Linked DNA regions of Mus musculus: all the other regions are linked to region 1. The links are chromatin contacts, found by POLR2A ChIA-PET in ENCODE. All regions are on one chromosome and are shown on one strand. The core of a region is the stretch at or near the end of the contact, and the rest is flanking DNA. Distances in the headings are between cores, read along the strand shown. Region 1 holds the start of Dcaf7 (DDB1 and CUL4 associated factor 7). Region 2 holds the start of Ccdc47 (coiled-coil domain containing 47). Region 3 holds the start of Strada (STE20-related kinase adaptor alpha).

Region 1 (3,494 bases), core at 443-2,942:
TCCTTTTGCAATTTCTATTTGATGCCCCAGAGTCTGTTAGTGAGTTTATGAGCACACATTCGCAAGTGTTTATACAAGCTAAAACGTTAAAGTTAACTTTTCTGTTGGGCGTGGTGGCGCATGCCTTTAATCCCAGCACTCAGGAGGCAGAGACAGGCGGATTTCTGAGTTCAAGGCCAGCCTGGTCTACAAAGTGAGTTCCAGGACAGCCAGGGCTATACAGAGAAACCCTGTCTCGAAAAAACAAAACAAAACAAAAAAGACCTGTTCCGTAAAATAGATAGATAGACCTCCGCTAAGATTGTACTACAAGACCATTATTAACCCACTGAAAAATCAGAAATGATGTAACCAATAGAAAACTATGGACCAAATTTCCTGATATGCACAGAAATAAAACGTTTCAATAAAATACACACCTAGGTATCCAGTTAATTTTCTTTTAACTTTTATTATTTTGAAACAGATTCTCAACTAGCCCAGGCTGCCTCTAATTGGCTCTGTAGCCCAGGATAAGAGTGACTTTCTGGTTCTCCTGACTCTACCTCCCAAGAGCTGGATTAGAGGTGTGTAACACCATGCCTAGGCTCTATGTAAAAATAAAAGTGCCCAGTAGACTTGTTCATACAGGTGGCCATTACTAAAAGATGGTTGATAAGTGTATACTATTGTCCCTCAAGGCTTCCAAGTGTTTGTATCCATTAAAAATTGTATTTTACAGACTGGAGAGGTAGGATAGCCCTATGGGCACTGGATGCTCTTGCAGCAGACCTGGGTTGGATTCCCATCTGTAACTAACTCCAGTTCCAGGGGATTGAATGCCTCTTCTGACCTCCGTGGGCAACTGTTCACATGTAGTACACTTACTTATACTCGGGCACATACAAATACACGTAAAATTAACGTGTTTTAAAGTACTGCCTAACAATTCAATACAACCCCTTTCAATATCGTTGAAAGAATTTACATTTATATTGGTGTACCTAGATCCAGGTTTTTCTGCATTTCAAACTCATGGCATATAAGCATTTAAAGTTGGATTACCATTTGGCTTCTGAACATCCCAGAGGAAGAAGGTAAGTGACTAATAGCCAGGTCATTTGCAAATCGATCCCAGAATTCAGGAGTCTCTTTAGTGTCTGTAGGAAAGCGCAGGAAAGCCTTAATCAATCTAGCCTGTCCCTGGACGTTTCTATCATGCCTGAAAGAGAACAGTTAAAAGGTGGGCATTGGAGCTGGAGAGAGTTCCCGTTTGGCAAAGACTGAGGGACCGCCGGACATAGGGAGATGTAATAAACGCAGGTGGTCCTCCATGAAGGTAGGTTTGACAGTTACTGTCAGTGGAGAGAGGTGATCAGAACAGCAGCAGCAGAGGAGAAATAGCAGGCTTTACTCTTGGCCTAGAATTTGGATCAGTAGAGGGGCACACTTGCCCCCATGCCACCCACGCCCCCATTCACCCGCACTGCGCCGTTATCCCCTTGACTGACATCTTGGGTAGCCAATGATCTTTGGGACTTCAAAAGAGCCCGCCTCCAGGAGCTGGGCGGGGCTAATGAGCAGAATGACAAACATTTTCACCAATAGTAAGGAGGGCGCGGGCGCTACAACTGTGTCGACCAATGAAAAGAAGGAACAGTTTGGAAAGGACGTACCCGGCAGCCAACGCTCGTCGCCGCTGCGGGGTCGCGTGGCTTCCGTTCCGAGAGGGCGGGCCGGCATCCCAAACGGAAGGTGGTAGCGCTGCCCGAGCTGGTTTGAAACTGGTGGTCGGGCCCGGCCGAGTGTGAGTGTGTGTAGCCGAGGACCCGCTGGAGGGCTAGGCCGTTCTTGACCGCCCCGGCCCCGCCTCCCCTCGGACCCGCGGACCCAAGCCCGGGTCCCCGCCTGTCTTGTGCCCCAGCCCGCTGCCTCTCTGGCCGGCTCTGCGGCCCAGCCGCCACCATGTCCCTGCACGGCAAACGGAAGGAGATCTACAAATATGAAGCGCCCTGGACTGTGTACGCCATGAACTGGAGCGTGCGGCCGGACAAGCGCTTTCGCCTGGCGCTGGGCAGCTTCGTGGAAGAGTACAACAACAAGGTGAGTTGTGCCGGGGCTCAGCGTGTAGCCGGCGGGGAACGCTCGAGGTGGGCGGCAGCCCCGGTCCCCACAACTCTCCTGCAAACTCGCCTTGACCACAACAAGGGGGTGGGTCCTCTGTGGTCCTGTCGCTGAGGTTGTCACACTCGTTGCCTCTTATTTAGTTTTGACAGCCGGGGGAAACCGAGGCACGGTGTTGTGACATGCCTGAGGCAGATAAGATTTTCGATGGTAGTAGCAGGTTTCAGATCGGAGTCACACCCCCAAAGCTATGTCCTCCGTCCCTCTCATTTCCCCCACTCCTGTCGCAGTGCTTCTGTTGCTAGGTGGGGGGCGGGAGAGAGGCAGTGGAGGAAGATGCGGCGCTTGGATTGGTGGTCGTGCATTCCTGGCCACGCGAGATTTCTGTTAGGGCTATTTATTGCAAGATCTTCCCCATCTCAGGTGTTTCTCATGGATACAGAGCCCTAATGCTAGGTTGTCATTGGTCATTGGTTTTGCTCCTTGATGTTCACCCTCCCCCAAACAGCCTATCCTTGGAAACCTTAGTCTGTGGCATTATCCCGCCATTATTTCTGAATAGAGAAAGATGACGTTTGACCTGTTCTTTTCGTGGTTCTTTACACATTCATTTGCAGCATTGCTGGACATCATCACTTCATCAAAACACTGGCAGAAGGAGAGAATTTTTATATGCAGGGTATAGGTTTGAAAGTATTGAGAAGAATTTTCTTTCCCTAATCTCTTACCTTCATTCTTTTGTTGTAATTTGAGTTAAAAAAAAAAAAATGAATGACAGTAATCAGAGATACTGAAAGCTTTGGCCAGTGGTATTTATAGCCAGTACTCTGCCTTACTCTTATGAACATCAGACTGGAGACAAATGACAAGATGGTGGGAGCAGTGGAAGAAGTAGGTGGTCTAGGATTTAGCTATAAGGCATTGAACAAACCAGATTTTATTATTTTTGACCCACAGTGATCTAGGAGAGGGCTTCTGTTTTATATGTGAAGGGTCAGGTGAAAACATTTGAGCATTTTAGGTTTGTTTATGGTATTTCGGGAGCACATGTGTTTCTCTGGGAAAGGGTCACCATTTTTTGGCATCTTCTTTGAGAAAAGGGTGAAAAGGATGGCCTTTGATTGTCTAGACGTCACACATACACCAGCAGTTTACAGTCCCAGGGAGTGTGTACCGAGCCGCCCTTTCCTAGTGAAGAGCCCTATTTCTTGTCTCCTCTCTAGTGGCTTTTTTTACCCCCACAGTGGCAGTAAAACTGGAGCTGGGCTTCAGGGTCCTGGTGTGCATAGTGTCTTATGAGGTTATTATTTTTTGAGACAGTCTCATGTGGCCCACCTGCCTCCACCTCCCAAATGCAGGGATCACCAACATATGCCACTGTGTCCCACTAC
Region 2 (3,494 bases), core at 674-3,173, 180 kb after region 1:
AAGATGCATCAGTCCAACTACCACGTTACTCCACGGGCTCAGACTGAAGGTACTGATTTTGTATGAAATCACAGAGTACAATGCAAAAATATTTCCAACCAACAAAAGCATTTATGCTACATTTTCAATTCTGCTCCCTAATCTAAACACCAGTCCTATATCTTTAATTATCTAAAAAACAAAACAAAAACAATAAACATCTGTTTTTAAGCATTGAAATTCAGCCTAAAGGATAGATGCGTGTAAGAGTTTTATTACTGATAGGGTATGTGTATTACGACTGATGATTAAACTAGAAGTTGTCTTCTGACCTCTCCATGCACAGCGATATAATACCTCCCCCTTTATATATGCCTGACCCAAATAAATAAATTAATGTAATTTTTAAAATGTTACAAAGGGAGGCTGGGGATGTAACTCAAGCTGTTGAGACTGTCTAAATTGATAGCAGGACCATATAAGATTGGGTGTGGCGGTTTACTCCTGTAATCCCAGCACTTGGGAGACTGAGGCCGAGAGTCCAAGGCCATCTTCTTCTACATAGTGAGTCCAGGCTTCAGGAGACCCCTGTCTCAAAAGCTCCAAGGGGCCGGTAGGGTGGGTGAGGTATCCCAGTACTCAGGAGTCAAATGCAGGCACATGTCCAAATTCAAGGCTAGCCAGGACTACATAGCGAGACCCTATACTTAAGGGGGTGGGGGTGGTGGCAGGTATAGTAGTTCCAGTGGCCTGCCCTGCCTTGTCCTACATAGTGATATTAGGCCAGCCTGCAAGAGTAAGAGGCACTGCCTCAAAGAACAAAGAGCGTCTGCTTTAGTGGCTCCCTGTCCAAGCAGAAGTAACTACATATCCCTGTCAATTTGACAGTCTGGCCATTTCAGTCTATACCAGGAGTGTTCACAACACAGAAGTGTTTCTAATGGAATTCATACAGGCTCCCTCAAGGTTATTTATGTTAAAATTATCCAAGCCATTTGTGCACTGGCTTTCTGATAAGACTCAGCTGGACCTGTCAACCCATTTCTCAGATGCACAGCTCTCTGCCAGGCCATCCAGCCTCTAGGACTTCTGAAGCAGAAAACACTAGACTCCAAGCCAGGCACAACATTAACACACCCATCTTGATTATCTTCCGCAAGCTCTCTCAGTAAAAAGGAGTATATGTAGCAATCATTGCTTGTCCTCCCAGGCCTCTGTGGCATCAGTCAAAATGATGAAATTTCTAGAAATGATGTAGACATTACTGTCACCTTACAAAGTAAAGTGTTGGTTACAAATAACTTGCATGTTAGAAACCTTCGGGTAAGGTCGACTCTAGAAGCGGTTGCTTCCGTGAAACTTCTAGTGTCTAGTCCTAGGTCCACCACGGAGAAGCCTAGTTCGATGCTCTTTTATTCTTCTGGCTACACACCAGATATTTTCTCAGATTTTGTCCTGTTGGTTGGGATCTACTCGAAACCTTCCCCCAAATCTTCCTAAAGCCCAACATAAAATGGAGCAGAAAAGGATGGACAGAGGTTTAGTCTTTTTTTTTTTCTTTTAATTCTGGAAAGATAAGTTGAGGGTATTGATGCATGTCACCACCGGCCGGACTTAAAGGGTTGGTTAGGAGGGAAACAGTACCTGGCTCTGCGGCCATGCAACTTAGTCACCGCTCGGCCTGGCACGGTCACACCGACTGGAATGTCATGGCCCCGCTACCTACCTGCACCCGAGGCTGCAACCGGGCCCGGGGCTCCTGAGGCCACTACCTCCAACCAGCCTGCCTTTGTCTGGTTTCTGTCTTCAGGTCGCAAAGATAATCTGCGGGCCGCGATGTCACTGAACAGCCCAGAACAGGTAGCTCAGTCACGGCACCCTACTCTTCACGTAGCTTCAGCCGTCCGTTACGTAGAATGCGTACAGCTAGTTTGCGCCTGCGCGCGGGGTGGGGGCGGGGCGCGGCCTTCAGGACATCCGCGCAAGGCGAGCTAGGGCTGCTGGGAAAATTACGTAACCCCCAGCGTCCCCTGGGCTACAAGTGCTCTAACTAGCGGAGGCTGCGTTTCTCCCGTAGGGTTCCGTCCGTCGGGTAGACGTCACTTTGATCGGATGCTCCGGAAGCTAAAGGTGGCCATAGTCTATGGGGCCATGTGGACAGAGGCATGAAGGGAAATGTTGCCCGAGTCGTGGGTTTTTTGTGTTGCTTTGGTTTTTGGCAAGGGACAAGAGCTAAGGGAAGGTGGACATTCTTATGTAAATGAAGTTTCCAATCAACACCTTATTACCTTGAGTTTTTCGGGCGGTTCCCCATCGCCGCGGCTCTCTTCATTGCAGACTCCCTCACTACACGACCCAGACACAATCCTCACCCAGGACCAGATTCCCGTCCGGGGTGTGTGACGTAGTTATGTTGCGTTCCGGAATCGGAAGAGCGGCATTAATTGGCGCCTTTCGGCAGCCGTAGCCCCAGCCCCACCCTTCGGCTCGCGCTCTACTTAGCGCGCATGTCAGACGCTCCCCCCACCCTACCCCCAGTCAGCAACGGGCCGTGAGGCGGCGGCGAAGGGGGCGGAGGAAGAGCGCGGCTGGACGCGGTCCCGCACCGCGCGTACGCAGGGCCGCGGGGGTTCTTTCGCGCCGACTGGAGTAGCAACTGCGTCTGCAGCCGCGGCAGCGGGTTTGGGTGAAGGGCTCGCCAGACGCAGTGCCGCTAGCCCGGGGGACACGAGAGGTAACTGGGGCCTGGCGAGGGCGGAGGAACCTCGGCCTCGTTTAACAAAGAATCGGCAGAGCCTGGGGACCCGGGTGGCTGCGGGGGTCCGGGCAGGGATGGGTACGCGATCTGGAGCCCCGAGGTGGCCCTCTGGAGCTACGTTGCCTTCCCACGGCTCTGCTCCTTGCACGTCTTAACGAGGCCCACTTGGCGGCTTTCCGGAGGCGGTGCTTGATGGGCTCCAGGAAGGGATTTTTCAGGGTGCTGGGCTCCGAAGCTGTGAGAGCCAGTGGAGGAGTATTGATCCTTGTAGGTAGCTGTTGGGGATTGCGGACCCACAAATGGAGGCGGGGAGGGTCTCGGTAGCGGAGGTTGACAGATTAGAAGGCTGTGATAGTCATTGATCTTTGTGAAACCTTGAGTAGATCATGATTAACATCATCACCATAGTTACAAACTTTTTGCGGCCTACTTGAGCCTACCTGATTTGAATAATATATATGGGTTGAAAACCTGTATCAGAATCGTAAGGAAAAAATTATACTAGTCAAGTTTGGAAGCATATATAAACTTTTCTGTCATCTTAGCTTTTTCCCTTTTCACCCCTACCCCTTTAGGCTGTGGTTTTGTGGCTTTCCTACTGTGTTGTTGTTGTTGTTACTATTTGCAAGTGTTATTTCTGTATTGTCTCCTACACATACCTGAACAGCTATTAAGCTGAACAATTATTAAGTAGAGTAGATATTATGTCTTTTTCTTTTTCTTTTTTTTCTTCCTTCGAGACAGGGTTTCTCTGTAG
Region 3 (3,494 bases), core at 736-3,235, 160 kb after region 1:
CCAAGTTCAAGTTTAATGAAGGTTGACTAATGTTGAGGATTCTATCTTCCAAGAAGCAGGGATAGCAATTTGTGAGAAAAGTAGTACTTGATGTTTAAAAGGAGGTTAGAGATGGCTTGGTGGATTTAAAGATCACCAGCTAAGGCTGTAAAAGTGGCAGAAATCCACAGCTGAGAATGATAGCTCATGTGTGGATTCTCAGCCCTCAGTAGACAGAGACAGGAGGATCAGGAATTCAACATCACACTTGGCTACAGTCTCTTTTGAAAAAAAGAAGAGACAGAGTGTAGTCTATAGACTCCACTTCCCTTTTTGTCCCCAGTCTATTGTTGACACTCAGTACCCTCTATTACAGCAGCGCTCCCACTAACCACCTACATTCCTCACCTTAGCTTTTTCCCCTCAAGGCAAGGTTTCTCTGTGTAGCCTTGGCTGTCCAGGAACTCACTCTGTAGATGAGGCTGGCCTCGAACTCACAGAGATCCGCCTGCCTCTGCCTCCCGAGTGCTGGGATTAAAGGCATATACCATCATGCCTGGCTCTCACATTAACTATTACACTTACCAATGTGTGTATATGTATGTATATATGTGTATATATATGTATGTGCTTGTGTGTGTATGTATGTATATATTTATGTGTGTACCTGTTTCTATGCTTGGTGAAGCTAAAGGACATTGTGTATTCTACTCTATCACTCTGGACACAGGCTGACAGCCAGCAAGCTCTGGTGTTTCTCTTGTCACAGGCTCATGGCCACACATGGCTCTCTACATGAGTTCTGGAGACGGCAGCATATCTTCCTATCTACAGAGACACCTCTCCAACCACCCAACCATACTATCGCCTCATTATCTCTCCCACTACAACAGGTACCGATAGGAGAATTCACTTGTTCTGACAGACTTTTTTTTCTTCTATTTTTACCGCTGGTCCTCCAAACTTTATGTCGGAGGTCACAACTATAAACCCAGCCAAAAAATCTTCTAAGAAACCTAATTAAAGGGTGAAGAGAGTTGACCAGTTTCCGTACTATAACTAATGGTTAAACTATTAAGTTCCTGCACTACGGCAGAAGCAAGTTAGCAATTTTCTTTTTGGTAGTGTGGAGAATGGAAAGCAAGTCCGCACTGATGTTAATCAAGAACTCAGGCGCTGAGCCACGCCCACAGTCTCAAATTTGGTTAATCAACCCTCAAGGATCTGAGTCAGTCTCAGGTGTTGGGTACCTCCGGATAAGGTTATCAACTATCATGAAGACCCATCCAAACACTGGAACATAGTTCTACTTCAACGGGTATTTCAGTAAGACCGAGTCCAACCGTCTGGGAGAAAGGGGTCAAATTGAAGTACCTTAGGGTCTTAGCAGAAGACTGAGTTGAGAAGTTATCTATTTCCTAAAATTATGAACAATTTTATTTAGCCACTCCCCTTCTGTCATGCTCACTCTCCGCCACCATACTCGGTCCCCAAAACTGCTGGGACACTTAAGACAACACATTTAGAAACTCTTCGTTTTGACCAAAGCAGAGAATAGCTCTGATCTTGCTTCCGTATGAGAACTCAACCCCATTTGGAAGCCCCGGAAAAGGTGGGGAGGCCATGCGGTAGCTAGCCTCTCCGGTCCGGCAACTCTGCTCAGCATCTCCCCAGCCAGGCCCAAGCCTAATTTTGCTCTCAGGCTGTAACCTCAATGCGGGAACCCAGAACCCAGGTTAAATGAGGGCCAGAGGAGGGCGAGGGTGAGCCGGGATGGCCACTTGAGGCTCACCCCCGAGGACACGGACTCGGAGTCTGGCAAGAGGGATTATCCCTGGGAGCGCACCAGGCGGCTCCGCCACCGGGTACCTGGTCTAGGAGTCAGAGCGCAGTACCGACTCCGTCTCGGCTCCGCCTCCTCAGTTTTGTAGCCGCGCTGCCGCCAGGCCGGTTGCTGGGAGGGAGGTACGCAACGTGACATGCGCAGTGGAGGGACCCAGGGAGACTGGCCGAGCCTCGCCCCTCCCCTTCACGGAACAAGCCCCTCCTACTCCCGCCCCACGGAGGAAGTCCCGCCCCTCCCCTACGGAGAAGCCCTGCTTTGCCCCACCCAAGAAGGGAGCTCCGCCTCTTGCCTCCAGCAGAGGAAGTCCTGCCTTGCCCGGTTCTCAGAAGATGCTCCGCCTTACCCCCTGCCCACTAAGGACTCTGCTTCGTCTCGCCTCGCTTCACCCCACCCATCCCAGTGGAGGAAGCTCCGCTTTTCCCCAGAGAGAGCTTCTGCTTCCATCCCACGTTACCGTTACCGGACATGCTAGACCCGCAGTCGCTTCGTCAGGGAGAGAGTTATTAACTAGTCTTTTTTCCCCTTTGCTGAGGTCGTTCCTTATCTAGGACGAAGGCAGGTTTCCCCACGTATGTGGAAGCGAAAGACCTTGTCATTGTTGCAGTTCCAAAGGACCCTAGAGTCTCCCTCGAGTCTCTGTACCCCTCCTAACCCAGCAGCAAGAAAAGGGGCAAGGGCTAACTATAGCTATTGACTTGGCTACCAGGGGTATTCCCACCCCTCATCCCACACTCTGCGGTTCCCAAATCCCAGGTGCCATTTCACCTGGTAGGACTCCAATTGAAAAACAAGTCTTTCTTGGGTCAGTCTCAGGCAATAGAACAACAAAGAGGAAACTTACCCTTTGTGCCCAAAGTTCCTTCTCCTTAAAGCACAGAAAATAGCTCAACTAAACGAGAGCTATGGTTTGTTTTTTGTTGGGGTTTTTTTTTTTTTTTTTTTTGTCCCTAAGTGCTTCATAACTATTTTTTGGTAGTGAGGTATTTTTGAGATAGTGTCGCATGTAGTCTGGACTGGCCTTCAGATCAGCTTCCCTCTGCCTCTGCTGGGATGGGATTAAAGACTTGGTGGTATGTCCTCTATTAGCAGAAACCTGTGATGAGTTTGCCTTTATGAAAAAAGACAGCAGGGGCCAAACCATATAGGACTAATAAAATGAGGACTCCGTTTTATCATGAAGTGATTTTTAGTCACTTCAGTTACTGTGGAGTGAGGGCCCAATACATCTGTGTACATACTGTCAAGTAATGAATACTTGTTTTTTTTCCTGTCTCAGATTTATACCAGTCGACTAACTTCCAAGAATTTTAAGTTTGGCCACATCATACAGGAACTTGGAAACGCACACTACCCTCACCTGAAGATCTCAATGTTTTACACACAGCTGTAACCTTGCCTAGTGCGTTTAACATGCCAAATTTGTTCTCAGTCTCACCACATTTCATCATCAAACAAACATCACGAACTCACAAAAAGCAAGGGGACTGGAGGAAAATGCAGTTTCTGCCAGTTCACATGGTCTTTGGAATCCAGAATATTAGGGAAAGCAATACCTGAAAAGGTGTCAAGCTTCGGTTTTTATTTTTTCATATGTTGTGTGTGTACTTGTACTTGAATGTACTTGTGTGTGTGTGTATGTGCGCGCAGAAGCAGGCGGAGGAACTGGATG

Evidence for each region. ChIA-PET counts read pairs that join two places held with the same protein, here RNA polymerase II (POLR2A).
Region 2: POLR2A ChIA-PET joins it to region 1 with 11 read pairs in embryonic stem cell. The contact joins the promoter of Ccdc47 here to the promoter of Dcaf7 in region 1. POLR2A ChIA-PET finds 5 or more read pairs at or near these places in 2 of 5 experiments (Patski and embryonic stem cell).
Region 3: POLR2A ChIA-PET joins it to region 1 with 21 read pairs in embryonic stem cell. The contact joins the promoter of Strada here to the promoter of Dcaf7 in region 1. POLR2A ChIA-PET finds 5 or more read pairs at or near these places in 3 of 5 experiments (Patski and embryonic stem cell).

What each region holds. Positions count from the first base shown.
Region 1 is chr11:106,035,180-106,038,673 of GRCm38, forward strand. It overlaps Dcaf7 (DDB1 and CUL4 associated factor 7), which reads left to right and starts at 1,693. Exons shown (of 7, transcript NM_027946.3): 1 at 1,693-2,082. The coding sequence starts at 1,945. Kcnh6 (potassium voltage-gated channel, subfamily H (eag-related), member 6) reads left to right here. Exons shown (of 13, transcript NM_001037712.2): 13 at 1-415.
Region 2 is chr11:106,214,444-106,217,937 of GRCm38, forward strand. Ccdc47 (coiled-coil domain containing 47) reads right to left here and starts at 1,924. Exons shown (of 13, transcript NM_026009.2): 1 at 1,706-1,924. Ddx42 (DEAD box helicase 42) reads left to right here and starts at 2,483. Exons shown (of 18, transcript NM_028074.4): 1 at 2,483-2,713.
Region 3 is chr11:106,191,618-106,195,111 of GRCm38, forward strand. Strada (STE20-related kinase adaptor alpha) reads right to left here and starts at 1,986. Exons shown (of 13, transcript NM_001252448.1): 1 at 1,849-1,986.